Linked DNA regions of Mus musculus: region 1 is linked to region 2. The links are chromatin loops, found by intact Hi-C in ENCODE. Cell type or tissue: gastrocnemius. All regions are shown on one strand. Links, peaks and the distances in the headings refer to the core of each region. The heading gives the core; the rest is flanking DNA.

Region 1 (10,622 bases), core at 1,398-9,397, 610 kb before region 2:
GGGAATGACTGCCTGGTGGATAGGAAGTTTCTGGACTAAAGAGTGGATGGTTTACCATGGGGTGGGTTTGCTAAGCACAACTGAATCACGCACTGTTAGATGGCTAACCTCGCCATCTAACCACCTTAAAGTTACTGTTACAGGAATTTTGTCTTAGTTAAAAAGTTAAAATAAGCCAGGCGTGGTGGCGAACGCCTTTAATCCCAGCACTCGGGAGGCAGAGGCAGGCAGATCTCTGAGTTCCAGGCCAACCTGGTCTACAAAGTGAGTTGCAGGACTGCCAGGGCTACACAGAGAAACCCTGTCTCAAAAACAAAAAAACAAACAAAAAACAAAACAAAAAAACAACAACAAAAAAGTTAAAATAAAAAGCAAAGGGGAGTCCGAGCCCTGGTTTTCTTTCCCACGCAAGCTCCGTTAGCTTTGGGTTAACTTTTGCTTGGTCTTGCTTGGGATTCTTTGGAGATAGGATCTCGTGTAACTCAGGTTAGCTTCCAACTTGCCATGCAGCTGAGGACAGCCTTGAGCTCTCAGTCCTCCTCCCTCTATCAACAAAGTGCTGGGATTACTTGCACGCAACACAGTATCCAGATGTCATCTGTGTAAAAGGATTGTGGTGGTTTGAATGGGAAGTGTCCACATAGGCTCATGTGTTTGAACATCTGGTCCCCAGCAGGTGGCGCTGTTTAGGGAGGTTATAGAAGCTTTGAGAGTGTGTTGGTGGGGGATTATAGCCCACTCCACCCCTGGCCTTTCTCACTCCACCCCTCCACCTCTCTCTCTCTCTCTCTCTCCCTCTCCCTCTCCCTCTCCCTGTCTCTCTCTCTCTCTGTCTCTCTCTTTCTCCCTCCCTCCCCTCCCCCCACCCCCTCACTTCCTTCCTGGTAGTTGAGGTGTGATCTCTCAGCCCCCTGCTCCTGCTCCTAAGTGTCCCCCATCATTATGGACTCTGGAACCTTGAGCCCAAGTAAACTGTTTCCTTTGTAAGATGTTCTTGGTCATTTGTGCTATTTTATCACAGCAACCAAAACCTGGTTAACGAAAATGAGAACCAAATATGATAAGCAAACTTGGGATGAACCCAGACCATAAACAAAATAGTATAAATGGCATGATTTGGACAACTAGGGAGATTGCAATAAGAACCTGGGGAAAACAGAGCACTGTAATAATGATGTTTTTCATATTTCTTAATAGACATGATTTGATTATTAAAGATTGCTCTAGTTCTTAAGGGACATTCTATAAATGAGTGTAAAGAAAGAGGGGTCATGTCTGTAAATAACCTCAAACTCTTTAGGAGCAAAAGACGTGTGTGTGTGTGTGTGTGTATGTGTGTGTGTATGTGTGTGTGTTCCTGTGTGTGTGTGTTCCTGTGTGTGTGTGTTCCTGTGTGTGTGTGTGTTCCTGTGTATGTGTGTTCCTGTGTGTATGTGAAGGTGCAAATGCAGGTACCAATATGCATGTGGAGGCCAGGGGTCAACCTCAGCTAACCCACCTCCTCTTTAGGGACTAGGTCCCTCACTTGCCCAAGAACTTGCTGAGCAGGCTGGTAGCCAGCTGTCTATCTGCCTCTCTGGTGCACGATTGCAGCTTTGAGCCACTGCTCTAGGATTCTCTTTTTGTGACTTCCTCATGCTTCCAGTGTAAGTATGTTACCTATAGGTCTATCTCTCCAGCCTCTCAAATGGTGTTTTAAATTAAAGGCCTAGGACTGAAGAGATGGCTCAGCAGTTAAGAGCACTGACTGCTCTTCCAGAGGTCCTGAGTTCAATTCCCAGCAACCACATGGTGGCTCCCAACCATCTGTAATGGGGTCTGATGTCCTCTTCTGGTGTGTCTGAGAACAGCTACAGTGTATTCACATAAATAAATAATTTAAAAAATAAACTGAAAACCTACAACGGGCCTGGGAGGTGACTCGGAGGTGAGTCACCAGATTGAGCCCAGATCTCCAGAACTGTGTTATAAGCCTGGGCATAGTGGCTCATACACCTGTATACCCAACACTCCAAGGTAGACACAGTAGGATTGCCAGAGTTCCCTGACTAGCCAGTCTAGCCAAACTCAATTTGCAATCTTCCTGCCTCCCCACCTCCTGAGTGCTGTGACCACAGGCCTGTGCCACCACACCTGGCTTCCACATGGGTTTCACTGGTCCATCACATCCGATCATATCCAGGCAACAACTCGCTTAATAGATCTAGTTGCTAATATGCATCCAATTGTCTAACTTTATTTTTTCAAATGGTTAACCAACTATTCTAGCACTATTTATTAAATAATTTATGTTTCCCCTACTGATTTGAAATGCCACTTTCATTATATAATAAATAGCTATGCACACCTCAGTTATTTTCCTGCGTCGGCTCATTTGTTTAATTATGCCGATTTTACTGTTTTGTCTTATTATATAAATCTGCAAGGTGTTTTGGCTTATTCATTCACTTATTAACTCACTGGAAGTGTTGTGAGCGTGTGTATGTATGTGTGTGCTAGTATGTATGTATGTGTATATGTGTGAGTGTGTGTATATGTGTGTATGTGTGTTATGTGTGTATATGTTTGTGAGTGTGTGTATGTGTGTATATGTATATATATATATATATATGTGTGTGTGTGTGTGAGTGCATGTATGTATATATGTGTATGTGAGTGTGCATGTGTGTTACTGTGTGTATGTATATGTGCATATGTGAGTGTGTATGTGTGCATGTGTGTTAGTGTATATACATGTGTGTGAGTATCTGTGAATGTATGTGTATGTGAGTGTGTATGTGTGTGCATGTGTTAGTGTATGCACGTGTGTGTGAGTGTGTGTATGTGAGTGTGTATGTGTGTGCTTGTGTTACTGTGTGCATGAGTGTGTGTACATGTGTGTGGGTGTGCATATATATGTGTGTGCATGTGTTAGTGTGAGTGTGTATATATGTGTGTGAGTATGTGTATGTGTGTGTGAGTGTGTGTATATGTGTGTAAATGTGTGTATGTGTGTGTGAGTGTGTGTAGTTGTGTTTCTGAGGCATGTGTAGCCCTGTGTGTGTTTGCTTACTTTTGTTTTCCTTTTGAGGCAGGGTCTCACGCAGCTCAAGCTGGCCCTGAACTCCATATGTAGCTAAGGATGACCTTGAACCTTGATTCACCTGCCTCCACCTCCCAAGTGCTGGAGTGACCGGTGTGCCCCACAAGGCCCAGCTTTTGTGGTGCTGGGCTTGGTGCACGTGCCCAAGTGTTCTCCTAGGCTCACTCACTCAGTCTGTGGATGGGAGCTATTTTAGAACAGCGTGGACAGTGGGCAACGGAACACCTCGACACCTGCATTTAAATGTCTGACCTCAGAAGCTCCTCCTGCCCTGATCAATTTCATTTATTAAGATGTTCTTAGCCGTTCTTGTCTATTTATAACTCCCAATGAACTGATGTTGCAAGAAAATACATTTGGGATTTCATTGGAACTGAATTAAATGTATGGATTAATCTTAATGGAATTGACAATTTTTAATCTTCTTTTCCACCGGCCCAGCCGGCTGTGCTTTTATGCAGTCAATTCTCATTTTCATGTGAAGTTTTAGCCTCACACATTTATGACTGAGCTTGTTGTTGGATATTTTCTGTCTTTGTGGCTATTGTGAATGTCATCTTTTCCCATCATACATTCCGGGTGATTAATGTAAGTACACAGCAAAGCCATTGATTTTTTTGAATATTTCTTTCAAGTCAGCATTTACTGAATTCCTGATTAATTGTAATAGTTCCTGCTTGTTCTTTCAAATTTCCTAGGTAAATAATCACATAATGTGATTGCCCCCTTTACTTTCTTTTGATCTTATCATATACATACATACATACATACATACATATATATGGTAATAGAATATATGTTACATACATATATATGATAATAGAATATATGTATATATTTCTTTCTGCATTAGTCAAGGCAAGCTTTCTGAGACATGAGGAGCAGTACTGAGCAACCAGTTTTCCCAGGGGAAGCAGCCCTGATAAGGGGCTCTGGGCAATTTCTGTGGTGTAAATTCTCCCATCACAGCAGGCCTTCAGTTGCTGATGGGATGTCACTAGATGTGGAATTTATAAAGAGACACGTGGCCTCAATGTGAGGTGGTCTTCAGGGAAGAACACAAAAACAAAATAACAAAAAGAAAAGTTGGAAAACACATGTGTGCACGCGCACACACACACACACACACACACACACACACACACACAGAGGACCAGTTGCAATGAGCATTACCTCTTCCACAGTAGCTCTAAGAGCGCCTGTGACACACTCCACTCTACTTGTTCAATGGGGAAGGGTGGAATAGTGGCCATTACAAAAGGATGGCAAGATCACCTGGTGCAGCTGCATTCCTCTGAGTCCTGCCTCCCTGACACTCTTCTCTCGGGCAATACAGTCAGATTTGAACTGGATTCCCAGAGTTCCGGTGTTGTTCATCTGTTCCCCAGCTGGTGGCGCTATTGATAGGTGGATGAACCCTTTAGGAGGTGGAGTCTATTTGGAGGAAGTAGGTCATTAAGGGTGAGTCTTTGAAGATGATATTGTGACCTTGCAACCCACCCTCCACCCCCCACCCCCCATCCCCTCAGCGCTTGCTGGCCCCCATGAAGTGAGCAGCCTCCTCTATCATAGAGACTTGGCACGATATCCTGCTCCACCTCAGACTAAAGCAATGGACGCCAGCCAGCCACGGGCTGAACTGTGTCCAAATTAAACTTTGCATCTTTTCAATTGTTTTCCTTGGGGTATGTGTCCAGGAGGTGAAGAGGTCACAAACACTCGGACAGCTTCTGTGCTCCTCAACCCCTCCCTCTCTTTTCCCGGGACTGCTGAAGTCACAGCTCCTCCAATTGGGCTTCATCCTGCCTCCTTTTGGAGGGTAAGAGGTAGTAGAACTTTCTCCTGGCCCACCCAACCATACCAAGTCCAAACTGGAGCCCCTGTCCTGTCCTGGTGGCTCTCATCAACACGCTCTTTGCCTACAGATCGAGCAAATAGCGGTTCATGAGGTTCAGGTATCCGTTTCTCCCTACTGTACCCCAGGGCCAGAATTCCCAGGGGAATGGCCTCCCTGATGGCCCTGTTCTCTCAGTAAATACCTTTGCCCACTGCTTAGAAGATCTAGTGTCTTCTACCCCTTCATCAACTGTGCCTTTCATGGTCACCAACAGTGTTGCTCAGACACGTGACCCTGTTCTTCTGAGTCCCAGAAGCGTTGACTCCACCCTCCTCTTGAGACACTCCAGTGTAGTGACTTTCCTTCACCATCTCTGCGACTCCATTTCTGCCTTCCGTCTCCACCCTCTCAGCGTCCTTCAAGATGCCCCTCCCCTACTTTCCCAGTGACCCACCCCTCTTCCTGGCCAGCTAACCACGCATGGCACGTGTTCAGCTCACCGTCGTACTCTCTCCTTTAACCATGTTAGCTAACCTTAAGTATGTCCGAAGCTCCTTTTTCTAATCTGTGAAGTAGGGTAACTGCTAGCTGCATGCTAACACTAACCTGGGGGTACATGCCCCCTGGGTAGGGCACAAAGGGGGCACCCGATGAACCTGACCCCTGGTGGTAGGTTTTATTATCATCCTTCTTGGTCATCTGGAGGGAGAAGGCTACACGAAGGAGGTAAAGCCATCACACGCCACACAGTCTGTGGGACCTGTTGAAGCCCTCCCCACAATGTGGAAGGGGAGATTTCTGAGCTCAGACAGGGACTGTGGGGAGGAGTCAGGGATTCGGGGGGAGGAGTCTACTCTCCAGCAATGCGCAAACTCTGTGCTCTTCTTGTTCCTCTGTCACCAGGGCCTATATTAAGATCATCAAATGTCAGCACAGACGCTTTAACTGCTAATGTGAGTGTGAAAGACAGGTGGATTGCAGGTGTGCTGGTGGGAAGAGAGAAGTCAGGAGGTAGAAAAAGCAAGGAGGGGGCAGAGGGTGAAGGTAGAGAAGCCGGCTTCAGTTCCGTGGGAGCCACAAGATGTGTGTTGCGCGGCAGACAACAGACCTGTAGAGACAGGATCAGTCTGTGGGCTGCTGGCTCCAGGGGCAGCCTGGATAGGCTGGGCTGTGGGTACAGCTCTGGCTCTATGAGACTGCAGGGAGTCTGGGCTTCACACCCCTGCAGCGACTCTCACTTAATGAGTGAAAGGCAGTAGGGTAAAGAGCCCCCCTCTGGAAAACAGACTGTCTGCAAAGGCGGCTGTCAAAGCGAGGCCCCGTTGCTAAGGGAACCGCCTGGGAAGTCAAGAGATGAAGTCACCCCACCTCTCCAGCAAGCTTGAGGTTCAGAAGGGGCCTGGCATTCCAATCCATGTCTGCACTGGTGCCTCTCTGGCCAGGCTTCCGAACCTAGGCGGGGCTGAGATCTTGCCTTCCATGACTGCCCACGCCTGGCTAGTCATTAGTCCAATGGTTGACCAAAGAAACTTGGCTAAGCACTAAGAGGCACAGAGGCTCAGGAGAGCCTGCAGGAGGTCAGTCTGGTACCAAAGGGGCCACAGCACCCCAGGGACTCAGGACTTTAATTAAATCCAGAGGGAAGCAGCTCTAAGCTGACGTGAGGATGGAACCCTTAGGATAGGCAAGAAAACTACTGTCTTAGATGCTTTACTACCATGACCAAGCCAACTTGGGGAGGAAAGGGTTTACTTAGGGTCTGCCTCCACATCATACATCACTGATGGGAGTCAAGACAGGAACTCAAACAGGGCTGGAACCTGGAGACAGGAGCTAATTGCAGAGACCATGGGCAGACGATGCTTACTGGCTTGCTTAGCCCGTTTTCTTCTAGAACCCAGGATCACCAGCCCAGGAATGGCACCACCCACAATGAGCTGGGCCTTCCCCACCGCACCCCATCCCCCATCAATCACTAATTAAGAAGGGTTTATTTAGCTTATGCTCCACATTACTGACTACAGGTTTGCCTACATCCTAACCTCATGGAGGCATTTTCTCAATTGAGGCTCCTTCCTTTCCAATGTCTCTAGCTTGTGCCAAAGTAACGAACCAGCTGGTTTAATAAAACTAGCCAGAACAAGCACTAAAGTTTGAACACAGCCAGCCTCAGTGGGGGAGCCTTGAAACTTACAGAGGTGGCTTCTCTCCAGAGAGTCTGACATCTGCGGGGAGCAATCCAGGACAGCGTGGTCTTTCATCCCTACACTCATGGCTATGCTCATGGTCCACCAAGTCTGAGGACCCCTGGGCATGGCCCTGTCTAGACATCCCAAAGACCTACTTACTCGTTTTGTTACTATATGAATATTTTTATAAAGGAAAGCAGAAGACTTGCTTAGTCTCCGGTGGAGGCCATGTTGGCATTATACCCCCAATCAGGTCTTGGGAAGATCTATTGAAAAGAAGGAGCCTTGGCATTGGGGCCAAGCAGAACAGACAGCAAAGGCAAATCCTTGCTGCCATGCCCTCCCCAGGTAACCTGGGGGCAGTTCCTCACAGTCCTTATGCCTGAGGGTCAGTGTGAACATAGGGAGTAGATGTGGGGGCGTCTAGAGACGGTGCACACACAGCTGTGCATGACAACAAGACTCAGTAGTGATGATATCATGATCTTGAATTCCCGCCTCTCAGAGGATGACCCAGTCCTTTCCTGACACAGGTGCCAGCTTTCAACTCCCTTGGCATGTACCCCTTGCCCTTTGAGTGAGTCACAAACAACTTCCTCTCAAGACATGCTGAGTGGCTGGCACAGAGATGGCCAACCTGCCCTTCCTCCAGGAAGCTTCCAGTCTTAAGACTGGGGGTAGAAAACACTAGCAATGCAGACGCCAGGCTAGCAATGCAGGCACCAGGCTAGCAATGCAGACGCCAGGCTAGCAATGCAGGTGCCAGGCTAGCAATGCAGGCACCAGGCTAGCAATGCAGGTGCCAGGCTAGCAATGCAGGTGCCAGGCTAGCAATGCAGGTGCCAGGCTAGCAATGCAGGCACCAGGGTCATGATGCTCACAATGGAGCCTCCCAGCTCCCTGCTGCTTTGTCCCTGGCCCTGGCCCTCAAACACGCTGTTCCCTGTCCTACCAGCTCTTGGAAAGCAATATTGGAAACCAAATTCATGGGCTAAGACTGGACTCTGGCATTAGTCAGATGGGCACCATTCCAGTCCACACTCACGGGCCTGGAAGTGGGAGATGCACCTCACCTCGGTCTCGCAGCTGAGAACACGGGGCACACTGAAGCTCTGGCACGCAGCTAAGATGTGCCCCACCTGCACTGCACCTGAGAATTTGTGTCATAATTACTCCTTGTTCTCCTTGGCTCATGATGGAGCCAGTTCCTCTGCACTCAGGAAAAGGTGAAAACCAGAACGGGCCTGTGATCTAGGCAGAGAGTGAGATTGCTTGCCTGTGCTTTAGCTGAGATCTTATTAGCCTGGGCTCTAGCTGAAATCTTGCCAGCCTGTGTTCTAGCAGGGATCTTGCTAGCCTGTGCTCTGGCTGAGAGATCTTGTTAGTCATCTCTTCCTTGGCACCATGTCTAGAGCCCCGTGGGATGTTGCTGAGCTGGGGAAGTCACCTAGAGTCCTAAGCATGTGCTCACCTATGGGAGCAGCTGGGGAAAGCCAGAGAATCACAGGGGCCAGCTCAGAAGCTGGAACCACCATAAAGTGACAAGCTCTGGGCTCTGCGGCCCAAAAGAGGTCCAGTGAAGTCCTTAAGGAGAGAGAGCGGTAGCTGCCGTACCAGGATCCCACCTGTGTAACCAGGGGTTCTGGGTAGTCCCAGGTAGCTCTTCTGGGTAGTCTGACGACCAGAATGTGCCCAACTGGGATCCAGATAGGGACTGTAACATGAGCTGACTATGAGTTAGGTCACCATCAAGAAGGGCTTGCCTGAGGGCCTCTGTGTTCCTTCACTAAGACTCTGAGAAAAGTTTTTTGTCAACAAGTAGGTGCAGATACATGTCGCCCTGAACATAGCCCCATTTCTACACCTGCTGTCTATAGGACACATGGCTGAGTCTGTTCCTGCACCTGTAAGATGTGAAGTAATGCCTCCCTCACAAGATTGACCTGAGGGTGCTATGAGGGTCCTGGCTGAGCATGCGGCGCGGCCCATGAACACCTTGTTACTGAAAATCTGGCGAAAGGGAAGCAACCTCACGGAAAAGTCAGGACAGCCCTAGGATGTGAGGGTAATGCACATCTCTTCTCTGTTCCTTATGCAACAAGCAGCAGGAGCAACAGCCAGAACCTCCCTTGTCCGACAGGCCAGAGTCAGTATGGGTTCCGGAACCATGCAGGGAATGTAGGCCTGCATCTATCGTCCTGTGGACACACATAGATGGCTGCATCTGATAGCTGTAGCCAGGTAACAAATTACCCATATCCAGTCATTTACCGTTGCTTAAAACATTTGTTTATGAGCATTCTTACTGGCCAGAGGGGTAGCTCTTCCGGCCTTGGCAGAGCCCACTGAGGGTCAGGTCAGAGCTAACTGGTTTCCGTCACAAGTTTGGAGAGCTAGTCAAGGACATCCTGGACTGGGACAAGGGGCCTTCCTCCAGAGCTGTCTCCTCTGTCACTCTCAGGCTACAAGGAGAAGATGAATCAGCCATTTCTGCAATCAATCTGCTGCCATGAGTGAGGGTCGAATTCTATTTCTGACTCACTGTATTTGCTGTGTGAGATCACACACGCGCCTTCCTTCTCTTAGTCAGTGTCTTTGTGGGCGAACAGGTCAAAGCACTCAGAAAAATGCATTCTGAGAGCCAAGCCGGCGCCTAGTTGGGAAAGAGAATGACGTGGGTGGGTTTGTCTGCTCCTGAGGGTCTGACAGCTCCCCACTGTGCCTGGGCCTGAAGGGGCCCGGTTGGGGGTCTCCTCCCGCCCCCCATCTTGCCTCCCTCTCAGGAGCCCTCCTGCCGAGGACTCTTCAGTACCCGGGGTCTTAAGGATACTTAAGTAGCAAACTATGTGTTGATAATAAAATTTGCCTGCCTCTCACAGACATCCAATTTGCTTACCATCCAAAGAGAAGCGCTGGGTGCCTGCTTCTGAAATTGTTTTAATCTCTGCCACGGAGCGCTTCTGGCAGGTTCTTCAACTGGAAAATAGGAAATGAGTTAGAAACAATGGAGGGCCGTGAATAATCTCACTTAAGATGTTTGATCTATCTGGGGAGGAGGTGAAGTTGAAATCCATTTCCTGGTTCACAGCCAGACAGGGAGGGCGGGAGTGGGGGATGGGGTGGGGGGATGGTGCAGAGCGGCTTGGGGAGGTGACTAGCCAGGGCCTCACTGGTCCAGCTATGGCCAAGACAAGGGCTCCACACCTTTGTGATGCCTGCAGCCCTGGAAAACCCCAGGAAACTTCTCTGTACAGATGGAACTGACCTTTCGATGTGAGAGGATTGACTGCTCACTGCCGCAGCACCATGGCTTGTCTCCACCATAGAACTCCAGACCTGAATAAATATACTTCCGGGCAGTGAAGATGGCTCCATGGGTAAAGGTGCTTGCTTTGCAAGCAAGAGGATCTGAGTTCAAAACTCCAGAACCTGTATAAATTGCTGATCGTGGTTGTGTGTGCATCTGCACCCCCGACATTGTTGGAGATGGAGGCAGGATCCCTGGGGCTCACTG
Region 2 (10,622 bases), core at 1,568-9,567:
CCCTCCAGCAGGAGCAAATTAAAGTTTCTCTCAGTGCTTCCCTCAATACTCTGGGCCTCCGTCCCCTCACCTGCAAGATACCACAAGGAAATGCGCTCCGGTGACTAACCAAATGCAGGGGCTGGAGGGGCGGCCAGAGGTTATGAGTAGGCATTCCTGTCGCATGGAACCTGAGGTCACTTCCCAGAGGTTCACAAATGCCTGAGAGATCTGATGCCCCTGGTCTCGATGGGCACCTGCACATGCGCACATACCCACACATATACAGAATACATAACTAAAATACCCAGACATACACACATACATAATTAAAAATAATTCCTTAAAAAAATTAGCCAAGATGTGGAGGTCTCCAGGCCTTCCTGCGTCCCATCCTGTGCCCGGCTGCACACAGTTCAGGCTGCAGCCGGGACAGGAAATGATTCCCTGCCCAGTCCGTGGGACCGGTCCTCAGGGTATTTATTCTACCTGTGTCAGCTTCTGCCCAGCCCCTCAGCTCCTTCTCCTGGGACAACCAGAGTGGTTTCCACCTCAACCCTGACCAAGTGGCCCAGAGCAGAACCCCCATTGGTTGAGGCCTACAGCGAGAGCCAAACCATGTTCTGGGTGCTGCCGAGTGACAGAGCGCTGGGCGACAAAGACTGGGGGTCTTTGAGAAAGGGTGCTCTGGCCTAGACTAGGAAATAACGAGAACACCAGGGAACAGGAGGCTGGGGACACTGTAAGCCAGGCCCAGGGTGGCTTTCAGCCCTCTACAGGTGCCAGGAGCCTGGTAATGACCCTGTGTCAAAGATGCCACTGAAGCCACTGACAGGCACCAGGAACCCCACCCCCACCCCTATAGGGAGCCTCAGAGGTGGGGATGAAGGTCTGTGTCAGTGGCCAGCGTGGAGAGATGCTCAGAGCAGAGGCTGCTGACACAGCGTGCCCTGGTGGGAATAGTCAGGACATTTGCTCACTGCTGTGGGAAGTGTCCACATGGGACCTTTGTCCTGTTATTATGGAGAGCTTTCTGTCACTGAGTTCTTGAGTACTTTAAAAAGGTTTTGGACACTCTGTCCATTTTCTGTGTCATGGGCTAGGGTACATATTGATGTGAGAGAAAGAGAGAGAGAGAGAGAGAGAGTGTGTGTGTGTGTGTGTGTGTGTGTGTGTGTGTGTGTGTGTGTGAAGGTCAGAGATCAGCAGCATCAGGCCATTTTAATCTGATTTACTTCTGGCTACCACAGATCAAGTTTCTACCCTCTTAGCACTGCCTATGAGGGCTCAGTTTCAACCTGGCAAAGCTCTGAGTGTGCCTGCCCCTGTGTCCCCACCAGAGCCTGAGTCCCCTAACACAGACAATGATCAGGCACACTGCACACTGGACCCGGAACACTGGCTATGCTGGGACCCAGCTGCATTTTGTCCCTGATCAAAGACTCCAGGGAGCTCCGCCCACACGAGTCTCTGGTCTAGCATGGTCTAGTGTGGTCTAGCTTGCACAAGGTCCTAGATTCTGATTTGATTCTGGGAATCAGGATATGTCTCCTAGCATGCAGGAAGCCCTGGGTCCAGTGCTCAGAACTACATAACCCAGCTATATCAAGGGATACCTATAATCTTGGCATTTTGGAGACAGGGGCAGCTGCCTGGCCCAGGTTGGACTATATAGGATGATAAATCTAATTTATAAGATCAAAGGTGTGTGTGGACAACTTATTAAAACATGAAGTTAGCTGACACGTGGTATGGAAGCACACAGAGACAGGCGAGACTCCAAAGCCCTCACTGACATCTTGACCCTGTATCCAGCCCACAACCGAGGCTTCTGCAGTCACATGAACATGAAAAGGTATTTCTGCTTCTTAGAATACTCTGACAGTTGCCAGACAGTGATGGTGCACACCTTAAATCCCAGCACTCCGGAGACAGAAGCAGGTAGATCTCTGAGTTCAAGGACAGCCTGCTCTACAGAGGAAGTTCCACCAGGACAGCCAGAGCTACACAGAGAAACCGGGAAGGGAAGGGAAGAGAAGGGAAGGGGAGGGGAGGGGAGGGGAGGGGAGGGGAGGGGAGGGGAGGGGAGGGGAGGGGAGGGGAGGGGAGGGGAGGGGACAAACCCAGTCAGCTTCTAATGCCTCTATACACGCTGGATTAATACCTCCTCTATCTTGATCCACATGAAATGTTGAGGAGAAAAGGGACCAGTCAGAGAAGATGGTCCAAGATCAGGGCATGCTAATCCTGAGGCATAAGACAAAGTGGTGGTGACCCTGATAAGAAGCCAGCTTGCCTGCCTATCTGCTTGCTTGTCTGTCTGCCTGCCTGCCTGGTTGCCCTCAAACTCTGGCACAAAAAACAACATAAAAATAACTTGATCCTTGAGTAGATGAGTAACTGAAGGAAAAAAGGAATGAGTACACATTGCCTCAGTCGGCTTCCCTGGCCTGGGTGCCAAGAATGAGGCAAAGAACCACTATTTCTCCACAAAGAGACCTGGGTTCTCTGGTGCCCAGGCACTTAGAATCCGCTTGTGAGGATCTGGCCATGCCCCTGCCACAGAGCCTAGTGAGGCATCAGCCTCAGCCCTGAGAAGGCTCAGAGCTTCCATCCACGAAAGGTCTCCCGATACAATAAAAGATTATCAGCTCGATAATATGAGACATAACTAGGGCCACTATGCCCCGTTGGATTGAAAGCCAGAGAGTCAAGAGTCCCCTCCCCCAGAGATTTATTCCCCATGGAGTGGTAGTTTCCCAGCTGGCCCAGCTGGAAAGATTAGACCTGGTCTCTCTCCCTCCATCTGGGGGGAGGGGAATCACATTTTTATTTAATCTTCAATGAGCTGGAACAGCAAAGATGGCGTGAACGCACATTAATTCTGAAACAAATTATTAAGGCTTGATCTAGGATTCCGGGAAAACCACTCCCCACCCCCGCCAGCCGCCTCCCTTCATTCTGACCATCCGTTCCCTCCGGAAAACATACCATCAGGCCCAAGTGTTTCCCCAGGGCTGAACATAAAGGCCTAGGATAGACCAAGCCCAGGGCCAGCGCAGCCGCAGGCCTGGTGACAATCTGCTGTCCTGGGCCTTGACCCCTACCAATGACCTCCATGTTCTGTCTCCTCCCTGCCCATGCATATAGCTGCTCCTCCCCAAGCCCGGCCTCCCCCTGGCTTCTCAGGAACCTTGGCCTTCCCAGGACATCAAGAACCTACCTCCCTGAGTTGGCTCAGACATGGCTACACCCCCAGGGCCATAGGCCTTCCACCTCCTACAGACTTAGGGCAAAATCCAGAGTCCCCTGGACTGTGGCTCTCTTCCCTTGTCCCTAAAAGGCTTCACCTGCCTTCCCTTCTATTCATCCCTCTTGGAGCTGTGGCCCCACAACCTGCCTGCCCCTTCCTTCCCCACCCTTCCCACTTGAGAGTGTGAACTGATATCCACGTGTTTGTGGGACCTCTGCTGCCCACATCCCCAGTGGATACCAAGACCTGCCATCTCTTGTCCTTGAAATTAAATAGTACATAATTAGGGGCTGTCCAGAGGGCTCAGTGGGTAAGATGGCTTGCTGTGCAAGAAAACAGACCCAAGTTCAAATCCTCAGCACCCATGTAAAAGCTATGCATGGCTACACACATGTCAGTAACCACAGAGCCATGAGCGATAGAGACAGGAAGATCACCAAGGATTACTGACTGCTTGTCTAACTCGGGGTTCAGTGAGGTGAAGAGTAATAGAGTGGGACAGTTGATGTCCTCCTCTGGCTTCCACATTCACACACATGTGCACATATACTACCTACATACAACACATGCACAGCAATAATAGATACATACATACTTAGTGTCCAATGCTCACAGACAAAGCCCTGTAGGAAGTGAGAACACAGAGTTTGTCCCACTCAGTATGGCCCAGGGCAAACAGTAGGTGCTCAATAAATGGCTATTGAGCCAGGCATGGTGGCGCACACCTTTAATCCTAGCACTCAGGAGGCAGAGGCAGGCAGATTTCTGAGTTCAAGGCCAGCCTGGTCTACAGAGTGAGTTCTAGGACAGCCAGGGCTATACAGAGAAACCCTGTCTCAATAAATAAATAAATAAATAAATAAATAAATAAATAAATAAATAAATAAATAAAATGGCTATTGATAAAGGGAGGGAAACATGGGTCCCCAGCCCCTCCCATCAAACCCTCTCAGGTCTCCCAGCTTCGGCCCCCAGCCAGGCTGGTGGTTACAGTTGCTCCCAAGGAGCTCAACTTAAAAGACCCAGAGAATGGAGCTAGATCCAGTACATTCGGATCCAGTACACCCAGCAGGACCAAGACCAGGCTCCCAGCAAATGGGATTAGGCCGCTCCCCTAATCATGAGAATTTTGTCAGCTGGACAGCAAAGGCCAGAAACCTGGAATGACCATGGGGAGCAAGGACCCCTCTTCAGCCCTGGCCTGAGCCACCTTCCTTGCCAGGGTCCTGCCCCTCCCTGCGCCACCAGCCCAGGCCAGATCTCACCCCGCTTGGATTTACTCTTTCTTTGTCATCTATAGCAAGACAAGAGTGACCAGGTCAACTACAATTGTGTACGTCACCCTCCCACGGCCACACTCTCAGAGCTTTAGGTCAGGGCCATGGGTCCTCCATCTTCCCGCATCTGGGTCTGAATTTCCCGGATGTAGCTGCAGATACAGCGGCCCCAAGCTGTGATGACAGCCACTCCACGGAGGGTCCAGTCCTCCCAGGACTTGGTGCTGCCTGTGGGGTGGCAATGGGGTTCCTGGGGACAGGACTAAATGCTGAATAGGCCCTGAAAATGGGGAGGACCTTGAAATGTCAGCTCACACAAGCTGGCCCTTTCTAAGTACTAGACCCAGCAAAGGATTGGGACCCCCACTCTCTCTGTCCTGAGCCTCAAAATATGTGATATTCAGGGGCCTCCTTCAAAGTCAAGAAACTGAGGCTGGAGGGATGACTCAGTGGTTAAGAGCACTGACTGCTCTTCCAGGGGGTCCTGAGTTCAATTCCCAAGCAACCACATGGTGGCTCACAACCATCTGTAATGGGATCAGAAACCCACTTCTTCCCAGTACACTCTTCTGCTGTGTCTGAAGACAGCTTCAGTGTCTTTTTTTAAAAGAAGGGAAAAAAAAAAAGTCAAGAAACCCGGTACAGAATCTGGTCTGTGCCCCTACCCACTCTGCCTCAGGCAGGGTCAGGGGTCCCAGAATAACCTTGCTCAGCCAGTGTAGGACAAGCCGCTGCTGGGAGCTGAGGCCCAGCTGGGTTCCAGCGAGTCCTGGGTGGGTTCTGAGCATGGGGTCTGGATTTAAAAGCTGCTTAGGTGTGGAAAGAGACTAGGGGCACCATGGACAAACTGAGAAACAGGTATGGGAGAGTGCTTGGGCAGAAGGAGGGGACACAGGCACCTCATGTCACCAGTGGCTCCAGCTTTGGTGGCCAGAGGATCTGCCATCACAAGCCTCCTGCACCCAGCCCCTGCCTGCTCTTAATCTTGCCCCAGTGCCTAAGTGGGCGACCCTTGCTCTTGGGGACTGCACCCTCTGTATGACTTGGCTTAATTATCCTAGTGAGCCCCCACCTGGAGGCTCCCACTGGTCCCCTTAGCAGATGAGGTCTGTGGACTTTAGAGCCCTTGAACTGGGGTGACCTCATAGGCCCTCTTGGGCTTGTGACAGTCACTTCTAACCTCGCTCCCCCTCCCCACCTCTCTCTCTCTCTCTCTCTCTCTCTCTCTCTCTCTCTCTCTCTCACACACACACACACACACACACACACACACACACACACACACACACATATACACATGGACACATTACTCGCAGGGGCTGAGACCTTTGCCCTTACAGACAACAGCAGGGCGGGGCACAGGGGGGAGGCAGTGAAGCCACAGCCTGCAGCTCGGCGCGGGAACAAAGGAAGCACGGGGCGGTGGCCCTGCGTCCCACGCACGTCCCCAGCACCCACGCTCACGCGTGTGGGACATATGCACCCAGGGTACCGGGGCTCGCCACGCGGGTGGGGACCCCGACTCCGGCACACCGCCCCAACGCTAGTGTGGTCCGCCTTTAACACCAAGGCCCTGGAGTGGCAGTTGCAGGGAAAAGGAGTCAGCTCCAGGGTTCTCCCCTACATCCAGTGCCCGCCTGGGGCTGGCTCTGGCAGACCTGAACGCAACCCTTAGTGCCCCAAACTGACTCGCGGTGTTGGCGGACTCAGATGACAGGGATGGCCATGCGGGCGAGGAACAGCCAGGACCGAACCGCGAGGGAGGCACAATTGCAGCCCTGTGGCGCCACCTACGGCCCAGACTAACTCGCAAGCTTTCTGCCAGGCCGGCTCGATACAACTTCTGACATGTGGATTCCAGGTACCACCACCCAGGTTCTGTCTTCCTCTTCCAACTCCTACCAAACCCTCCTCTTCCTGCAACTGTACCCCACATTTAGCCCCACCCCAGAATTTCTCAAAAAGCATATCAGAAAAAGCTCCAGAAACATCAGTCCCGGGGGGGGGGGGGGGGGGGCTTTGTTCTGACAGGGTTCAGTTTCCTCGTGTTCTCCCATCTGTCTGTCCCTGCTGCACCCAGAAGTAACATGGCTCCCAAGGGTGAACACTCTTGGTCAGGAGGCATGGGAGGGCAGAACTGGACAGCCCTGAATTGAGCAGCACCTGAGCTAGGCCAGGCCTCTCAGTCCTCATGACCCATGACCCATGCTGAGTACCTGAAGACCAGTCTACACTGGGCTCTGAGGAGACCATGTGACATGACACCCGTACTCCCGCCATGACAAGTAAGCTCTGGCTGCAACTCCGCCCCCAAAAGAGGGTCATTCTCATGGTTTAGAGCCTCCAAGTGGTAGCCCAGAGTCTAGGCTACACATAAGTCTACACACTAGAGTCTAGGCCCAAGGGATCCTCACCACGGGAAATAAGCATTAGCTCGTGGAGTATGGTAAGGGGCACAGCAATACAGCAAGGGGCAAACCCAGAGCTCGATGTTACGACCTTGGTTCAACCAGGACTTTGGGGAGTTCAGAGGAGAGATCACTGCTGAAAGGCTTCCCTGGAATTCACGGAGAGATGATAGCAGTAGGCTTTGAATTTAGGAGTTTGCCCAAGGGAAAAATCTCACCAGAAAGTGTGGGCTTGTGGGAAACAGGAGCTTAGCCAATGTCATGTGCAACTTGAGAGTGAAGAGTGTAGATCTGAGCACTAGGCAGGCCATGGTTCAAGTCCAGGCCCTGCTGTGTCACCTCCAAAAGACCTAAGCATGTCAAATGAGAGTGACCCTACTTGGTTAGCACACTGTAGAGCTAACTAACCACTCCTGAGGAAAATAGGGGAGCAAATGTGACGGTGACATTCTGGGGTGGTCATGAGAGGTCACCCTGAATGTCACTCTGAGGACTATAAGGCTGGGGAAGGCTCCCCTGCTCCAAGGCCTCTCACTGGGGCCAGGCTTTAGGCCTTACCTTCTCTGGCCAACCTCGGCCAGGGTTATGACCCCCACCCCTAATCCGAGGCCCTGCTTCCACACTAGGTTGACATGGAAGAGCCGCCACCCTTCCCCCACGCTGCACAATCCCCCCCCCCCCACACACACACACTGTGCAGTCCCTGCCACAGAGAAAGGACGGTGGCACTACCATAATTTCTATTTCCTTCTAAATAGAAGCTCCCAGATCTGCTCCCACAGAACCAATTAAAGCACCTGCCGGGACCCAGCTTTGTCAGCAAATTACTTCCAGGCTCCATGGCTCAGGAATAAATCTCAGGCCGATGAAGGGGCCGGGATGAGGCGACGAACTGGAGGCCCCGGAGCAGGGAGGAGGTACATTCTCTCTAGTCCAGGCACCCCAACAGCACACGTCCAGCCTGGGTCACTCCCCCCACTGCTGCCGGAACAATCATTCCCTACGCGTGGGACACCTGTGCCCAGTAGACCAGGATGAAAATGACCCCACCTCCCGGACGTGGCCTGGGAGTCTCCATTTCCTTGTCCCAAAAGACCAGGATCACCTGTGCCCTTGGCTCTACTCTACCAAGCAACAGGGAGCAGTTGCCTCCTAACCTTGTGGCAGGATCCAGGACAAGTCCTCCCTGCTCTGGACTTCCCTTGGTGCTCCTACCCACGTCCCGGGTTCCAGCTGAGCTTACTGTCCCTACATCAGCTTCATGGGATCTCATCACACACATGTGACCCTTCTCCTGGGACAGAGCTAATGAAGGCCTGGAGTGGGTAGGATCTTAGCCCAGTGCAGTTCCAAAGGTCACAACCAGGCAAGGGGAGGAAAGGGCCAGAGAAGGGTTGGGTGGGAGGGCAAATGACTCTAACCCCAGGGTTACGGGGAATTGTGGGAGCCTGGCTTCCTGCATAAACAGCTCACCAGAGATCAGTTGTCCTGAAGACAGAAAGACTCTGGATACTGTGTCATCTCTGTGCGGATTATGAAAATATCTTAACACCCATTTTGTAGAAACTCATGTTTAGAAAATGTACAGTGCCTATGACCAAAACAGAACTCCTAGGATTGTGTAGTGCACAACTTCCCAGGAGGGATTGAGCCAGCAGGAGTGGGGGGCAGATGGGGGGTGGTTGAGGGGAGCGAGGAAGGGCGGGGTGCTCCCCACCCCCAAATACTGTAGTGAGGGAACTTCCAAAAGGACGAAGAGGTCTCCCTCAGTTTGGACCATGTCAGAGGGGCTGGCAGCATGGCAGCCACTTTATCCTGTGAGTCCTTGCCCAATGCTATAGCAGGGTGCGCTAGGAAAAACTGAGGCAACCAGTGATATGATAGAGAGACCAGGTGACATTTCAAGGTCCTAATTCCTGCTGGGTGGAACTGTGGTGGCTGCTTGCCTGTCTCTTGGGCAGGGCTTGGGGAGGGACCATAGCACACGGAATCCCTGCTTGGAAGGCCAAGCCCAGAGAAAGCCAGGCACTCACCCACCACCCTATGCTCTGCACTGCGGTGGCTCTCAGGCCCAGTGACCATTAACAGAGGAGTGATGACACCCCTAAGGGCATCCACTCTTATCTGGTTCTCTTTGCCTTTCCTGCTCCATTGCCTGGGACTTTGTCACCGCTGAGCCCCCTCAGCTGGTGTCTCCTCCTTGGCATTGTATTCCCGGCCACAACTGAGCCTCAGTCTCAGAGGTTAAGTAACCTGCACAGATTGATACAGCTCTGTACCATTAGGGCAAGGTTTGTACCTTAGTTCCTCTGGTGCCAAACTACAGCCTGGGCACAACTCCCCAAGCTAGATGGGACCCTGCTCTGGATATGCAGAGCAGGTCAGATGGGCAGTGAGTGGGCTCAGAGAGCAAGAAGCAGCACCTCAGTCAGGAACCAACCAGTCTAACCAGATGTTGGAGGCAGTGGAACAAAGTGTTAGCAGCGCCACCTGCAGGCAGGGAGGACTAACTGTCCTTGGGTACCTGTAAAAGAAGACATATCTCCCAGGGATAGGGACAGCTGACATCCTGCTGAGAACTCTGGCTCCAGACACACTTCCTTTGTAGCTGCTAACATTTTCAGCGCTGAGTGAGCTTCACCCTCATTTTTGGGCCTCTGGCAGAGCCCAAGCTACAACTGTCCCATTTCACAGAAAGAAAACTGAAGCTGGTGATCAGAGGTCACTTGCCCAGTACTGCCCAGCTGACAGAAGTCATATTCCCCTCCTGTCACTGAGGCAGGAGGGACATGCTCACGGGAACATGACTACTTGATTTCCTTAGTTTATACCTGGAGCCAACTACATTCTTGGAACCCAGCAGCCAAAGTGTAGACCATGCCGGCGATCCCAGCACTCACGAGGTAGAGGTAGGGTCAGGAGTCCCAGGCCATCCTTATCATCATAACTTCAAGGCTTGCCTAGGGTAAGAGACTCAGAGATGGAGGTGGGAGTGGGGGCAGTTTAGACAAATGTGTTCTCAAAGCAAGAAAAGCCATGAGGAAGTAAGTGAGCAAGAATTGGAACCCTGGGGGCTGGCGAGATGGCTCAGCGGGTAAGAGCATTGACTGCTCTTCCGAAGGTCCTGAGTTCAAATCCCAGCAGCCACATGGTGGCTCACAACCACCCATAAGGAGATCTGATGCCCTCTTCTAGCACATCTGATGACAGCTACAGTGTATTTATGTATAATAATAAATAAATCTTTGGCCGGGTGTGGTGGTGCATGCCTTTAATCCCAGCACTCGAGAGGCAGAGGCAGGTGGATTTCTGAGTTCGAGGCCAGCCTGGTCTACAAAGTGAGTTTCAGGACAGCCAGGGCTACACAGAGAAACCCTGTCTCGAAAAAACAAAACAAAACAAAACAAAACAACAACAACAAAAAGAACCCCCCCAAAATAAAAAATAATAAAAAAATAAATAAATCTTTGGGCCAGAGAGAGCAGGGTTGACTGGAGGCGAGCAGAGGTCCTAAAATTCAGTTTCCAACAACCACATGAAGGCTCACAACCATCTGTACTGCTACAGCGTACTCATATACATTAAACAAACAAACAATTCTTTAAAGAAAAAAAAAAAAGACTTGGAACCCTGAAGGGATGAAGATCACAAAGCCCAGGGCCGACACTGTGGGAACTAGAACTAGGGACTAGATACGCTCATGTG

What was found. A loop is a pair of places that touch in the nucleus more often than their neighbours do. Peaks named below come from ENCODE experiments on the same cell type or tissue, not always from the same donor. Only the 100,000 strongest peaks of a DNase experiment are listed, where the experiment ranks them.
Region 1: it touches region 2 in a loop (4-fold over the local background); 4 of 42 quality-filtered maps call a loop at or near these places.

What each region holds. Positions count from the first base shown.
Region 1 is chr2:34,021,442-34,032,063 of GRCm38, forward strand. C230014O12Rik (RIKEN cDNA C230014O12 gene) reads right to left here. Exons shown (of 4, transcript NR_130173.1): 2 at 10,005-10,084; 3 at 4,358-4,516. Among named protein-coding and RNA genes, the nearest start is that of Gm39793, 64 kb to the left of the region's middle. In gastrocnemius, for the core only: a CTCF peak has its summit at 4,466 (motif pointing right); DNase peaks (open chromatin) are centred at 4,482 and 4,701.
Region 2 is chr2:34,633,195-34,643,816 of GRCm38, forward strand. Gm34372 (a long non-coding RNA gene) reads left to right here and starts at 5,873. Exons shown (of 3, transcript XR_003954033.1): 1 at 5,873-6,370. In gastrocnemius, for the core only: a CTCF peak has its summit at 9,408 (motif pointing left); a DNase peak (open chromatin) is centred at 6,276; H3K4me3 peaks cover 530 bases.